Linked DNA regions of Homo sapiens: all the other regions are linked to region 3. Evidence: chromatin loops called from intact Hi-C (ENCODE). Cell type or tissue: IMR-90. All regions are shown on one strand.

Region 1 (5,000 bases), 100 kb before region 3:
CAACCAGTAGGTGGGAACTTCTAAAGTCAGAGTGGCCAACCCAGTGCCCATAGGGGCCAGGCTTGGAACATGGGTAAGTGGGAAACCCAGGTGCCTAAAAATGAGGGTAAAGAACTGTGGCAAGGACACATGGTTATCAGAGAGGCTACAGGGACTGGTGGGGACTATGGCAAATTGGAGGGAACAGACCCAATTTAAAGGGGTCACCTCAGGCCCTGGAGAGATGTAAACCTGAGACTGTCTAGATATTTAGCTTTTTAAAGAGAAGCAGGAAATACGAATTTTTATATAAAATCTAATTCATTTTCTTTTTTTCTTTTTTTTTTTGGTTGAGACAGAGTCTCGCTCTGTTGCCCAGGCTGGAGTTCAGTAGCACTATCTTGGCTCACTGCAACCTCTGCCTCCCAGGTTCAAGTGATACTCCTGCCTCAGCCTCCCTTGTAGCTGGGACTACAGGCGTGTGCCACCATGCCTGGCTAATTTTTGTATTTTTAGTAGAGATGGGGTTTCACCATCTTGGCCAGGCTGGTCTTGAACTCCTGACCTCAGGTGATTCGCCTGCCTTGGCCTCCCAAAGTGCTGGGATTATAGGTGTGAGCCTCCGCACCCAGCCAAAATTTCCTAATTTTCAAGTGTTGGCTACTTATGAGCCAGACAAAATCCATCTTGAGGCTATATTTGACCCTCTGTTCTGATTCTAAGATCTGGGGATGACTTCTCCTTGTCCCCAAAACAACTGAACAACTTTTCCTTTCCTACCAGATTCCCCTTGGCCCCTGCAGTCCTGAGTCAGAGGCCCCAGCTCACAGCTCTGTCTTGAGAGCATCTCCTCTCCTTTCTGAAGATGGCCCTGAACTGAATAGTGAGAGACTCTAGCCAGGTCTGCTCTGCAAGGCTGATCATCCATCCTCCAGCTGCTGGGACTCTTAGCTGTGGATGGCTCACAGCTGCATTCTGGAGACTGCCTCCTTCTGGGTCATATCTGCTGCCATGGGAGACTACAACCAATGACAATCTGATATTAGGATATGAAGGCCCACCCCGTGCCTCAATTTGGGACCATGCTGGAGGACCATCTCAGCTGCAGAGCCCCCCCATAGGATGGCTGAGGCCTCAGGTGCAACCTCATCATGATTCACCTCCTTCCTTTCCCAGTCCTGCCTTGCTTGGCTCCTTTTGCAGGGAGCACCTCCAGAAGGCCTAAGGAACCCAAGCGAGGCAGGACTGGTTCTTTCTGCACAAATCTCTGCATCAGTATTTCCAAAGAGTCTCATGTGAAACACGCAGCCTACCCACTTTCTCAGAGACCTAATTTTTTTCTTATCAAAACTTCTCTCAGGAAAGGCTCTGATAAGCTTGTTCACATGGAGGTATCCGTGGTTGATAATAGCTCAATGGATTTATTTTTCCAGAGTCATCTGCTATATATTTATGAGAATCTTATGTCGAAGGGTGGATGAACTTCCAGGGTAATGAGGGAAGATTGGGGCATTTCTGATTTATCAGTGAATCAGGGGCTGCACCATGCCAACAGCCTAAAGTAAGACAGGGTGATTCTAAGCCTCGTAAATGTTGATTGGTGAGGCTGGCTCTTGAGATCTGCCATCTTGGGGCTTTTAAAGAGTGAATCAGCAAGGTGTGACAAACAGGGACCCGGCTAGCTGTGTGACTGCTCCTTTCTGGAGCCCAGTTTCTTCAACTGATTGATGGTAATATTCACTATAAAATTGTATCCACACATGAGCTTAATTAAGATATTAATATAGTCATTTTTGGACACACCGGAAAGTTAGATGTAAATGCCTTGGAATGGAGACTCCCAAACTTCCTCTTTCCATAGCACCCTTAGTGTCACAGTAATTTTTTTATTACTTATGTGCCCCCAAGACCAAAAGAAACACCAAAGAGATCCATTATTAAGTAGTTAGGTCTAAATAAATCAATGTGTATGTCTGTCCTAACAACTTTGTAGCCATCTAAAAATACACATAAAGGAAAAGATATTTTTATTCCATTCTTAACCACAGTTATTTACTAATGGGATGTATAATATGTTGGGTACTGCATGGTTTCTCAAACCTTGGAATCATATCGGATGCCATCACCTCATTTCCTGGTCCACAATGATTTGCACATGGTATTTGCTTTTTATCACAGCAACCACCAAAACACTTCGCAAAGATATGATGTCACTGAAAGGAATGTAGTGGGCCCTAAAGCTGAAACTGGTAGTGTGCGGAGCATCCGGCAGGTGTCACTGTACTTCCCACAAAATTTAAAATATCCCTGCAGCCACTCTGTGAATTGGCGATGGTGCCCCCAGGGGCCTCAGTGCAAGGTTTGGGAGCAGTGGCCTCAGGTATTAACTATGGCTGTATTCAGAGAGTAAACTTTTGGATAATCTTTACTTCTTTCTTTCTACTTTTTCCTCGTCCCTTACATAACAAGCATGTAATAATACTTAAATAAGAGCCAAATCAGAGAGATGGTTGTACAACATTGTGAGTGTATTTTAATGTCGCTAATGATAAATTTTTTGTCATGTGTCTTCTACCACAAAAAAGCTATTTTAAAAAATCAGAGAGGCCAGGTGTGGTGGCTCATGCCTGTAATTCCAGCACTTTGGGAGGCCGAGGTGGGCGGATCACAAGGTCAGGAGATTGAGACCATCCTGGCCAACATGGTGAAACCCCGTGTCTACTAAATATACAAAAATTAGCTGGGTGTGGTGGTGCGTGCCTGTAGTCCCAGCTACTTGGGAGGCTGAGGCAGGAGAATCGCTTGAACCCAGGAGGCGGAGGTTGCAGTGAGCCAAGATTGAGCCACTGCACTCCAGCCTGGGCAACAGAGTGAGACTCCATCTCAAAAAAAAAAAAAATATATCAGAGAAAAATGTAAGATTTGTATATTTTTTAAACCCCAAACCCCTCAGGGAAGTTGGATGGGATAAGGCAAGGACAAGATCTATGAGCTGGGATGCTGTAGGGCGTCCCAGCAGCCAGGCTCTCAGACTTGCATCCACCCAGCCCTGCACCCGCCCACCCAGCTATCCACACCAACTGGCTGCCTGCTTCCCAGGGAAACACACCTGTATCAGAGCATTTAACCCACCACTCTCACATTCCACCTCTCCCTGGAAGAAAAACCTGTTTGCCATTCTGCTGGCTGGCTTCCTTGTTGGTGCAGGTAGAAAGCCAGGCTCTGGGAACCCAGCAGACATGCTGTCAGGAGAACTTCCTTTGCAGTGGGATGTGAGCTGAGGCAGCGGGAGACCACTGGTTTGTGTTATATCCTCTGACTCGACAGTGAGCACAGGGACTCTCAAATGTGACATTTCTCCTATTGGTGCTATCTATGCCTGTCCTTTCAGCCAGGTGGATCAAGTCATTTGCTGCATCGTTTTACATTGTGGAAAACCTCCTTTATGTCTGGCTTAATACGACACGCTGAGGTTCCCGTACCTGTTTCTGCCTTCAAACTGTTCCTGCGGGCTGTTTTTGGAAGAAAATCTGGTCTCATATGGATATGTGGTTGGAAAAGGGAAGACCTTGTGGGACCCCCTGAAATGGCCAGGGGACCTTAGACCATACTTCGAGAATCATCACCTTTCAGCAATGGTTTAAATAAGCCGAGAAAGCTTTCCTCACCTTCATGTAACAGCTGAGGAAACTGAAGGCTCTGAAAATGACATGATGTTGTGAAGATCTTACCCTGCTTTAATGCAGGAGGCAAGGCTAGGAACTGGCTCTTCTGTCTCCTGCTTTGGGGCTATTTCCATTACTAAAGGAAACAAGATTCATGATGCTCCTAAAGTACAGCCTCCTTAAGAGTTCCTTTCATGAAGGTTAGTGGAAAACCCTAAGTTTTTATTTACCTGAAATATATATTTTTTGAAACGATAGTTTTGGAAGATAGTTTTGCTGCATATAAAACTTTGGGCTGATGATTAATTTTTTCCTCAGCATTTGGAAGGTATTTCCCCCTATCTTTTGGCCTCTCCCATGGCTGATAGCTGGCAATCTAATTGTAATTTTTCGGTAGATGAGTGGTCTTTTCTGTCTGGCTGCTTTCAAGATTTTCTCTTTATCTTTGGTGATATAAAATCTCCCTTCAGTAGGACCTGGTGTGGATTTCTTTTTATCCATTCTGTTGGATGTATGATGCATATACATTAGAAATGTGTCTTCCTTTCAGTGTGGTGATTCCTCAAGGATCTAGAACTAGAAATACCATTTGACCCAGCCATCCCATTAGTGGGTATATACCCAAAGGATTACAAATCATGCTACTATAAAGACACATGCACACGTGTGTTTATTGCGGCACTATTCACAATAGCAAAGACTTGGAACCAACCCAAATGTCCATCAATGATAGACTGGATTAAGAAAATGTGGCATGTATACACCATGGAATACTATGCAGCCATAGAAAAGGATGAGTTCATGTCCTTTGCAGTGACATGGATGAAGCTGGAAACCATCATTCTGAGCAAACTATCACAAGGACAGAAAACCAAACACCGAATGTTCTCACTCATAGGTGGGAATTGAACAATGAGAACACTTGGACACAGGGTGGGGAACGTCACACACTGGTGCCTGTCGTGGGGTGGTGGGCTGGGGGACAGATAGCATTAGGAGAAATACCTAATGTAAATGACGAGTTAATGGGTGCAGCAAACCATCATGGCACATGTATACCTATGTACCAAACCTGCACGTTGTGCACATGTACCCTAGAACTTAAAGTATAAAACAAACAAACAAAAATGAAATGTGTCTTCCTTTATCTGTAGATCTGTGTATCTAATTCTCAAGCACTCTTTCAAAATGATCCCTCTCTTCTATTCTTTCTATTGTCTCCTTTCAGGACTCTGATTACATCTGTGTCATATACTTTATTCTATTGTCTACATCTCTGAACCTTTCAAGTATACTGTTTCTCTCTCTCTGTTGTTTTCAGGGTTATTTCTTTCTTTCTTTCCTTTTTTTTTTTTT
Region 2 (5,000 bases), 56 kb before region 3:
TAGGTCTCAGCATTCTCACTGTTCTTTGTTCTTTTATATATAATGCATAGTTACTGAGCAACTACTTTGTACCAGGTGCCATGCCAGGCATCGTGGGTACATTAGTGAACAAGACTCAACCTATGCCTTTGAGGAGGTACAGGGATAAGCACTCCATTGCACCTGTATTATCCCTCCCCACTCCTGCTGCCATTGCAGACATCACTAATCAACCACAGCATGCTTTAACACTGAGCCCAGACATGACCTCAGGATCTCTTTGAACCCAGCACTCCAGTGTTTCCAACAACTACCAAGTGGGGACTAGCCCCCATTATGCCTTCCTCACAGGGTTGCACAGAGAATAAAAACAAGATTGTAATTGGGTGAGGGAAACATGCTCTAAAATCAGGTCCAAGTGCAGAGTTTTTCCCTAAGCCTATAAGCATGGAGAGCAGCTGATAGGGCAGGAGGGTGCTTCCTTCTTCAAATATCCTTGAGAATTAAGCCAAAGGGCCAGGAGCAGTTTATGTGCAAAGACTATGTCTGTCCCCAGTGCCCAACACACAGCCTGGCACCCACTGCCTATTCTTAAATCCTTGTTAGATAAATGAATGCATCTTCATATCCCTGCCCAGCTGGGCAGTCACCTACCAGGGCAGGCGGCCATGTCTGCTTGCTCCTTTCTGGAATAAGTCAGCCCAGCCTACAAACAGACAACTCTTCAGAAGGCAGATCCAAGGCCCCTGGTGCAGATAACTGCAGTCAAATACACCCCACCCGCACCCCAGGCCTCGTTCAAGCATCTTTCCTTCCTTCTTGGCCTTAACAAGGTGGAGCATGTCTGTTTGGCACCTTCTCCCTTCTCACTCACTTGCTAGATAACCAGGGATTCAGGCTGACTGTGGAAACCTCTGGGGTGTCTGGGACCTGAGGCTGCTCCCACAATGTGACAACACCTGTGCATTAATGGAGGGAAAGGAGGCTGGGGAGGGAGGCTGCTCGCCAGCCTCCACTGGCTAGGCTCCACTGGCCTGCTTCTTTCCAAGGCAGACAGATGAGGACAGAGGAGGTGGCTTCCCCCGAGGGGAAATGGAGTATGGGCTTGGTGGGGCCTCTGCTCTATGTGTTTATGAACTAGAATCTCACATAGGAATCTAGCTCTGCAGACTTTAAAGCCCTCTCCCATCCTGTAGCTGATGTGAAGCATATAAGGCCCTATGAGAAAGGCCATGAAAGACTGTTACTGCTGCTCTGCCTATGTGGAAGCTGGCCCAGAGAGGTTAAGTGACTCATCTTGGGTCACACAGCCTTTCAAGACCAGCTGCACATTCATCATGTCTGCCATCTGAATAGAAACCTGGAGATGGCATGGGCCTGAAGTCTACAGAAGGCTGCCCTGTAGGAGTAATAGGGCACTCTGCACAAGTGTCTAGGCTCTGGCGTCAGGGCTGCCCAGACCCAAATCTTGTCCCTACCACCCTCAAGTTGTAGGAGCTTAGACACATGGCTTAATCCACGAGACTCACTCTCCCCCTTCAGAAACTGGGGAAAATATTACCCACTTCACGAAGGTTTTGGAAAATTATGTATTTCTTTCTCTTTCTTTCTATAAACATGTATTGAGATTTATTGTGCCAATGGGGTACAAACATGAGCATGTCACCACCTCTGCCCTTGAGCTTAAAGTCTACATATAGATCAGCAAATAGTAAAATACAATGTGGCTGGGGCTGTGATTCCACACACAGATCTGGAGAACTGAGGAAAGAGAGACTAACTGGGGTTGGGCACGCTTTGGTACAAGGATGACCACTCCATCGTCCTGTATTATCCCTCCCCACTCCTGCCACCATGGCAGACATCACTAATCAGCCACAGTACACTTTAACACTAAGCCCAGCCATAACCTTAGGATCTCAAGGGGACTGAGGTACTGAAGGGTGAGTAGGAGCTTGCCAGGTAGACACAGTAGGTTGGAAGGATATTTGGGGAAGAGGAAACAGCCTTAAAAAGACATGGAGATGTGGAGAAAGATGGCATGTCTTGACAATGGGGGAAGGTTTGGTGTGGCTGGTATATGAGCTTCACCACAGAGATGAGGCTGAAGACGTTGTCAGGCTGCAGCGTGAGGGGATTTGAAGCCAGCCAGGCCCAACAGCAGAGGGCGACAGTGGGAGGATTTCCTGCAGGAGAGGGCTGGGAGGCTTCCAACCTGGCCCTCTTCTGAGGCTGAGAGTCAGGCCAGGAGCTACTGTAGAGACTCCAGCATCCTTGGGACATCAAGAAAGGGAGGGGGTCAGAGGAAGGACTAAGAACTAAGGTCTGATCCAGGAGCAGACACCAGGCCGCTGATGGCCCTAGGTGTCAGGCTAACCTAGAAAACTCCCACTGCACAGAAGCAGCATGGTGGGCTCAGGAGTAGCAGTTCACCCTGCAGGCTCTTGTTCCAAGGCTTCCATTTCCAGATATTTGGCCGCCAAGGGAGGGTGGCCCCTCCTGGGTGGTGAAGACCAGAAACCTCACTTTCCAGAGGGGAAGGCTAGAGATTGAGAAAGGTCAGTGAGCCCACCAAGGGCACATAGCAGAGCTGAGGCCGAGGGCAGATGGCATGGAGGGTTTCCAGAGCTGTGAATGCTGGAGCCTTGGCCCTAATCTTGTCAGAGGGGACTGAGAACAGAGCCAAGGAGGAAAAGCCATTGAGGGGGCCTAATGGGCAGCAACGGGTGGCAGCACCCAAAGCAGAAGGTATTGGCTACCCGCAAGACAAGTTTTGGGGCTTTTATTTGCAAAGCCCAGGCTCTTAATGGGTCATTGTGCTGATTGTCTTGTGGGGTGGGAAGCGTGGTGGGACTCGGGGGAGAACAGAGCAAAAGGTGGGAGCACTTGTTGAGGAACATATTTGGAGAGGCCCCCCTCCTTCATCCCCAGGCTGGGAAGAGAAGGGTGTTTGTGGAACCTGAGACTGTGGAGACCAAAGCCCACTGTCATGCAGGGCCTCTGAGAGACCCCTAAAATCTCTCAGGGGCCCTGCCTGAGATTGGGCTTTCTTCCTCTTCCTGGGGAGGCAGGAAGAGTGCACATTAGGAACCACTGCCCCGAGAGCTGCCACCAGAGACTCCTGGAAACGAATGAAGCAGCCACCTTCAATGGGTCATGGGAGTTGGATAATGAGGACACTTTCCAGATCCTTGTGATCCTAGAGAGACAGGAGCCCCTCAAAACATGAGCTTTGATGCCTTTTCCTCCTTCCCTGGGGAATCCAAGGTCATCTCTGGAAATACTGACTCTTTTAATGCCCGTCTTTGTGCGTTTGAGCTGTTATAACAAAATACCACAGACTGGGTAATTTATAAATGACAGAAATGTATGGCTTACAGTTGTGGAGGCTGGAAGTCTGAGATCAAGCTACGAGTAGATTCAGTGTCTGGTGAGGGGTGTGCTCTCTGCTTCCAAGATGGGGCGGGGGTGCGACGCAGGGGCAGAAGTGAGCAGGCATGGGGTCTGCATGCCCACATCAGTGCCTTATCTACCAGGCAGTCAAGCTGGTGTCTTCATGGGTGCAAGTAAGTTGTAAAAGTGGCTCAAAACTTCAGCGGGCATACTTTGGGTTGTAACTCAACTGTTATCTCTTGAGGCAACCTCCTGGTGGGTGAGAGTTGGGCTCTGGAGCTTCTAAGCACATAGTTAGATGAACTTGCCCTGTAAGGAATGTCTGGTGAAGAGGAGGTAAAAGGCTGTCATTGCATTTCTAAAGGACAGAGTAAGAAGTGGGAGAAAGGAGGAAAGAAAAAAGAAGAGAGAGGAAAAAATAATTAAACTATCTCTTAGAAAAATGGGGGTACTTGATTACGTTATAACTGAACACCGGGGAGGCAGCAGAACATCAAAGAAAGAGAATGAAACTTGATGTTTGATGACCTGGCTGTGAGTCTTTGCTCTGCTATTTATGTGCTCCATGTCCTGGGACACACCTAGAGTAAGCAGGGATCACTGCTGCAGGGCTAGGATTGGAAGCCAAGTAACATGCTGAGAAAAGAGCCTCGAAACTCATACAGAAAAAGGACCAGATCCACAATCGATATGGAATCATAAGTCAATAAAGGACAAATGACACAATAAAAAAGCAGGCAAATGCTCTGAGCAGATAACATGAAGAAACACAAATGATCAACACATACACAGAAGCAAGCTCTCCCTCATTAGTAACCAGGGAAATTTAAATGCAATAGTAATTTTCATCAGATCGGCAAAAGAGCAAACTTAATTGTGGTCAAAGAAAAGTAGACAAGGGTGTGGGGTAGGGACCCACACACCTGTGAGCGGAAGTATAAATTGGTACAGTCACTTCCTATGGCAACTTTGCTGTAATCTATTAAACCTGAAAATGGGCATAGCCCATGACCCAGCAATCACACTTCTCGGAACCTATTCTAGGTACCTACCCTGAAGAAACACTAGCACGTGTATGGGGTTTTCATTACAATATTGATGGTAAAATAAAAATGGAAAGCGAAATATTCCCAGGAGGAAATAGCTAGCTGAAATGTGACCTATTCCACAATGGAACACGATTCACTAGTTAAAAGATGATCCTTTTGTACCTACATAGATAGATCTCAAAATCACTGTTGAGTGGGAAAAAAATACAGTCATTCCCCTCTTCTCTGTGGTTTCACTTTCTGCAGTTTCAACTACTCATGGTCAATTACAGTGTGAAAATAGGTGAGTACAGTACCATAAGATATTTTGAGGAAGAGAGAGAGAATACATTCACATAACTTTTACTGTAGTATGCTGTCATAATTGTTCTATTTTATTACTAATTTTGTTGTTAGCAATCTCTCACTGTATCTAATTTATACATTAAGCTTTATCATAGGTATGTGTTATAGGAAAAAAACATAGTATATCTAGGATTTGACATGGTTTCAGGCATCCACTGGGGGTCTTGGAGAGGATCCCCCTGGCTAAGGGGTGACTACTGTATAAGTAGATGTAATATAATCCCAAGTCAGGAT
Region 3 (5,000 bases):
TGCACCACTGCACTCCAGCCTGGATGACAGAGCAAGACTCCATCTCAAAACAAACAAGCAAACAAAAAACAAGAAAAACCTTAGGCTTGGGGCAGACAACAGAAGCAGAGAGGTCAGAGAGGAGGAACAGATCCAAAAAAAAGGGAAGGAGGTGGAATCTCCAGGACTAGTCCCTACTCAAGTGAGTGAGGGAAGGGAGGGCAGGGGAGAAAGCAAACATCCCGGCTGAGCACAGGGTGATGCCATACCTGGCACCGAGGGAACAAAGGGCAGGGAGGGTGTGAGGAAGCTGAGTGTGAGGTGGAGGGGAGGGGTGTTCCAAGAGCTACCACGAGCAAGCTGTGCGTGGGACATGAACTGTGTGTTTGAGTGGGAGAGTTGTCCACAGAGAGATAGAAACTGGAGCCTACGATGGACAAGTTCTCCCAAGGCGAGCGCTCAGTCCAGTCTCTTCCCTGGATGGACCTCCCAATCCCTTGGGAAGTTTTTAGAAGCAGACAGGAACCTGGACTTCCCTGCCATCTCTTCCTACCAACCACAAAGAGATTCTGACTCAGAAAGGTAGCCTGAGGCCCTATATGTGACTGGGCTCTTACACTTACAAGAAAGGAAACCCAACTCAAACTGGCTGGAGCTGAAAGGACTCCTGTCACCGGGCTTCTGGCACAATTTGATTGAAGGGTTTCGGTGATGTCTTCAGGACTCAGTCACTCTCCACCTCTGTTTGCCTCCGTGTTGGCTTCATCCTCATTTATCAACAGTGGCAAGACACCTGCGGCAGCTCCAGCTCATCCCTTTAGAAAGCCCTTCCAAGGAAATAGCTGTAGCTCCCAGTCACTCCAGCCCAACTCTCACTGGCCTGAACTGGGCCACATGTCCTCTCTGACCTAGTCACAGTAGCCAGGGGAGATGAGAGAGGACAACTGGTGAGGTTACTTCCTATTCATATGCCAGGTATGGAGTTAACTCCACCAGAGCCATATGTCCTGGGGAGAAGAAAGTTCCCCAAAGGAAATTGAGTCACAGTTACTAGGAATAGGGGGACTAGGCTCAGGGCAAATAAAATGACAGGTGTTGGCTCCCCTGTGGCCTCTACAGGGGACCTGGAGCAGGTCCTGGCCATGGAAGCTTTCCATGGGGAAGAAATGGGAGAGGCAGGTCAAGAGCCATGGGCAGAAGAGCCAAGTAGAGGACAGAGGACCTGCGGCCTTCTGGAGGAGGGCTGACCTTCGCTTTTGTCATGGGGAGCAGAAGCTGAGTCTTTGGGGAAGCCTGAAAAGCTGGTGGGAGAGGCAGTGGAAGAGGCAGTGGGAGACAGCACAGTGGGGCCTCAGAGATGCCACGCTGGTAGTTTTGGTTTCAGGAAGGATTTTGATGCTGTCAAAGCCACAGTGGAGGAAGAGAAGTGGGGTTTGCTCAATAAAAACGGGCTGGGAGCAAATGACAGGATTTTAAGGTGTAGAAAACAGGAGAGAGAAGGGTGGCCTTCCTGGCAGAGGGTCTAGCAGGAGCAAAAAAGTGGAAAAACACAGAAAAGACTTGAAGAACAGTAGAGGCTGTATGCCTGGGGCATTTTTTCTTCATTTTTGTCTAGGTGTGTAACCAAGACCACAGTTTAAAATCAAAGTCTTTGGGTTAGCATTGGAGGCCCTCTTTCTTCTTACTGCAAACAAGAAAATCTATTTCCTGGTGTTTTTCTTGAGGCATCTGAATCCCCCCCCTTTCTTCTGGGAGCCCTGAAGCACCTTTTGTGGTCTTTACATGTTTTGTGGATTTTCGCTATTCTGCCTTTTGTGGCGGTTTTATGTGAACATGACTTGTCTTCCTTAATCAACTGTTTTTAAAGCTCCTGGAAGGCACTCTTTTCACCTCAGTGTCCCCAGGTCCTGGCCCCCACCTATGAAGAAAGAAGGGTTCAAGATAAGCCACATGAGGCTGTAACTTGTGCCTGGGGTAGACAATGCTCTACCTGAAAGAAAAATCTCCCAGGGCAAGAATTCTAAGCAGTGTGGGAAGAAGAAGAGGGATACCTGGGGATCAGGCCCCTCAACACAAGCTAACTCCTGCTGCTCACAAGCTGCTACTCTCAGCTGTCAGGTAGGGAAAAAATGGAGGTTAACTGTGATCCATTTGCTTTCTCTGGGATGGAAACTTCTTCCTGTTTCACAACTGGGAGCCCAGAGCTAGCTGTGTCTGAGATGGCCCTAGCAGCCATGAATTCCAAAGAAGGAGCCGATGCCCTTTATTGAGTGCCTGCCCTGTGCCAGCACTGTGTTCACTGCTTTACATACATTACCTCATTCAGTCCTTCCAGACGGGTAGATACTTTTATTATCAGCCCATCTTACAAATGAGAAAACTGAGCCTCCGAGATGTTCAGCAGCTTCCACATTGACAAAAGGGAGATTTACACCCAGGTTTCTCTGACTCCAGAGTCCCCCTGGAAGCTCCAGGGTTTGCAATGCTGGGGCCAGGTCAGGCTAGCGCAACACCCTCCTCTTTCAGTTCCCAATCACAAGGATGCTCCAGCTCCAAACTGTTTAGATTTCACTGCCTGAGCATTCCTGAGGGCCTCCAAAGTCCTGAAAGGGAAAAGATCAGTTTGCAGAATAAGGAGGGAATGAAACTAACTCCCCACCTCAGTTCCTCCATTCAGACTAGCCTGGGAGGGGAGTGGGGGAAGTCCAAAGTCCCTGAATTTCCTGGCCTGTACCTCCCAGTGCAGAAACTCTCCAACGCCCCCTGGTGTTCTTCAATACCATCCAAGTCTCCCAAGGATTCATTCCTCTGTAGAGTGGACTGGGACATCCCATCACAGGGATGGAGAAAACAGAGTGCCCTTGCCACTGAAGCCATCAGGAGAATCCTAGAACTGGAACTGGAACCCAGAGCTCCTGGCCACGGGCTCTTTCAGCAGCATCGCCTTCTATTCCTGTTGTCCTCCATAGTGGCTGACTGGCCCAGCAGTCAATGTTACCTTTATTACATATGATCTCAGTACTTACTATGTTACAAGTCCAATATGCACTATTAAGTGTGCCACACTTTATTAGAAGTGCAGTGACACTGTATTATATATCAAGTTCCATCAGGTCAATATAGAAAATGGGAAGTTTGTACTGGCATGCCTTGTTATTTTGAAATGGAATCCCAGCACCACTGCTGCCCCCACCTCCACTGCATATTTGAAAACCCAGTCTACTCTCCTCTGCCCGCTGTTCCAGGAAGACAGGCTTTCTCCCAAAAACTCAGTCCCACCACCTCATTCACAGGAATGTCAACAGGCACAAGGAGATAAAGTCTCTTGGGATACAAATGCTACTTAATGTGGGGGGTGGAGGAGGTGACAAGAGAAGAGAGAAAACTACCAAATGCCCTTCAGGCCACCAGTTTTTCTCTAGTGGAATATAGGAAATGACAACAGGAGAGAGCCTGGTTAGCCCTAAGCCTCCCGCAGGGATGGAACCTGAGTTTGTGTAGGAATTGCTCACCTTTGATGACTGGGATGATTGAGGCAGGCTGGTCTCACCACACAGGGATAGATGGCATGGGTCTCAGATTAATGGCAGGCAAGAAGGGGAGATGTCAGGACTGGCAGGCGGCCCCAATGAGCCACCTCTCAGATACCTGGAATAAGATCTCCTCCGTTTTCAGTGTCTCATACTACCTCAGGTCTTGGTCCTGAGAGGAAGGGCTGCCAGCTCTGCTGCCCCCTGGAGGGCTGACTTTTCACCCCAGAGTAAAGATGTGGTTGGCCGCCCGGCACTGGAGGAGCTGCAGATCTCAGGAGGTACAGAGCCCCCGGGGAGTCGGTTGTCGGGGGAGAAGGAAGGGGAAAGAGGTTGGGGGCTTGGGAGTAGAGGAGCGGTGGCTGAAGGGATCAGGTAGTCCTGATCAGGACGTGGAGATCCACCCACAAGCCCTGACAATAACTCAGTCGAGTTCCTGGAGGGTCTCAAGGGCTGGGAAAGGTGGAGTGGTGCCTGCCCCAACGCGTCCATGGAAGGTGGTGCCCGCCTCACCGCCTCCGTGGAAGGCCAAACGAGCCCTCGGTGTGAATCCGGAGAAAGAGAGGGAAGTGCAGCGCCAGCTCCACTCCACACCCCCTTCCTGCCTATAAATAACCCCAAGTGTCACTTCAAAGAGGACGGGGAGCGCGGCAGAGGGGCTCCCGGGCCGGCGGGCTGGGGCCGCCGGACCTGCTCACCACGCCCCCCACCCTGGGCGAGTTTGCATAAATAAACAAATCCAAGCCGTCGGCCCCGCGGGAGGTGGAGGAGGAGTGACGAGGAGGAGGAGGAGGAGGGAGGGGGGAGGGAGAGATTAGTTTGGGAAGTAGCACGGATTGCTCATCCGATCCGTGCCGCCGCAGGGAGTGTGTCAAGTTACAGAGGCGCCGGAATCGGCCCCTGCGCTCCTCGCCAGCCGCCACGACCCACCTCTGCCCATGGGGCCCTCCGTGTGCGCCCCTTCGCCCGGGGACTGAAACTGACTGGCCCGGGAGACACGAGGCGCCCAGAAGGACTGACAGCGCGGCACCAACTGCTCTGCAGACACTTGAAGGGAAAGACTGGGCGGAGAGAAGGAGAGCCGGTCAGATTCCCCTAACTTTCCTGGACTTGGAACGTTCTTCGAAATAACTTTTTTCTCACCTAGGTGTACCCCAATTACCGCTGGTTGTGCTTTTTCGGCACTTCCTCTCCTACTGCTAATTTTTCCGTCCTCTTTGCCGGGAGCAGCGGAAAGGGACGTTTTCCAGCGATACAAGCCCTTTCCCCCTGCCCCGCAGTTTGGATAGAGCCTTTTGGCAGCGGCTGTCGCCTTTATTTATTCTATTTATTTATTTATTGGTTCTCAAGACGCGAGAGGATGGTAGCGGAGCGCACCCACAAAGCGGCAGCCACCGGTGCCCGCGGCCCTGGGGAGTTGGGCGCGCCCGGGACGGTGGCTCTGGTGGCGGCGCGGGCGGAGCGCGGCGCACGGCTGCCGAGTCCAGGGTC

The links. Hi-C counts contacts between places; a loop is a spot of excess contacts. Peaks named below come from ENCODE experiments on the same cell type or tissue, not always from the same donor. Only the 100,000 strongest peaks of a DNase experiment are listed, where the experiment ranks them.
Region 1: it touches region 3 in a loop (11-fold over the local background); 22 of 110 quality-filtered maps call a loop at or near these places.
Region 2: it touches region 3 in a loop (5-fold over the local background); 34 of 110 quality-filtered maps call a loop at or near these places.

What each region holds. Positions count from the first base shown.
Region 1 is chr10:69,694,065-69,699,064 of GRCh38, forward strand. No RefSeq gene overlaps it. Among named protein-coding and RNA genes, the nearest start is that of LINC02651, 12 kb to the left of the region's middle. In IMR-90, a CTCF peak has its summit at 2,246 (motif pointing right); a DNase peak (open chromatin) is centred at 2,157; H3K27me3 peaks cover 420 bases.
Region 2 is chr10:69,741,236-69,746,235 of GRCh38, forward strand. No RefSeq gene overlaps it. Among named protein-coding and RNA genes, the nearest start is that of COL13A1, 58 kb to the right of the region's middle. In IMR-90, a CTCF peak has its summit at 2,139 (motif pointing right); a DNase peak (open chromatin) is centred at 1,276; H3K27me3 peaks cover 275 bases.
Region 3 is chr10:69,797,555-69,802,554 of GRCh38, forward strand. It overlaps COL13A1 (collagen type XIII alpha 1 chain), which reads left to right and starts at 4,352. Exons shown (of 41, transcript NM_001368882.1): 1 at 4,352-5,000. The coding sequence starts at 4,870. It overlaps LOC124902444 (a long non-coding RNA gene), which reads right to left and starts at 4,217. Exons shown (of 2, transcript XR_007062179.1): 1 at 3,492-4,217; 2 at 2,309-2,582. In IMR-90, CTCF peaks have their summits at 2,744 (motif pointing left) and 3,722 (motif pointing left); DNase peaks (open chromatin) are centred at 2,727 and 4,347; H3K4me3 peaks cover 1,165 bases; H3K27ac peaks cover 581 bases; H3K27me3 peaks cover 280 bases.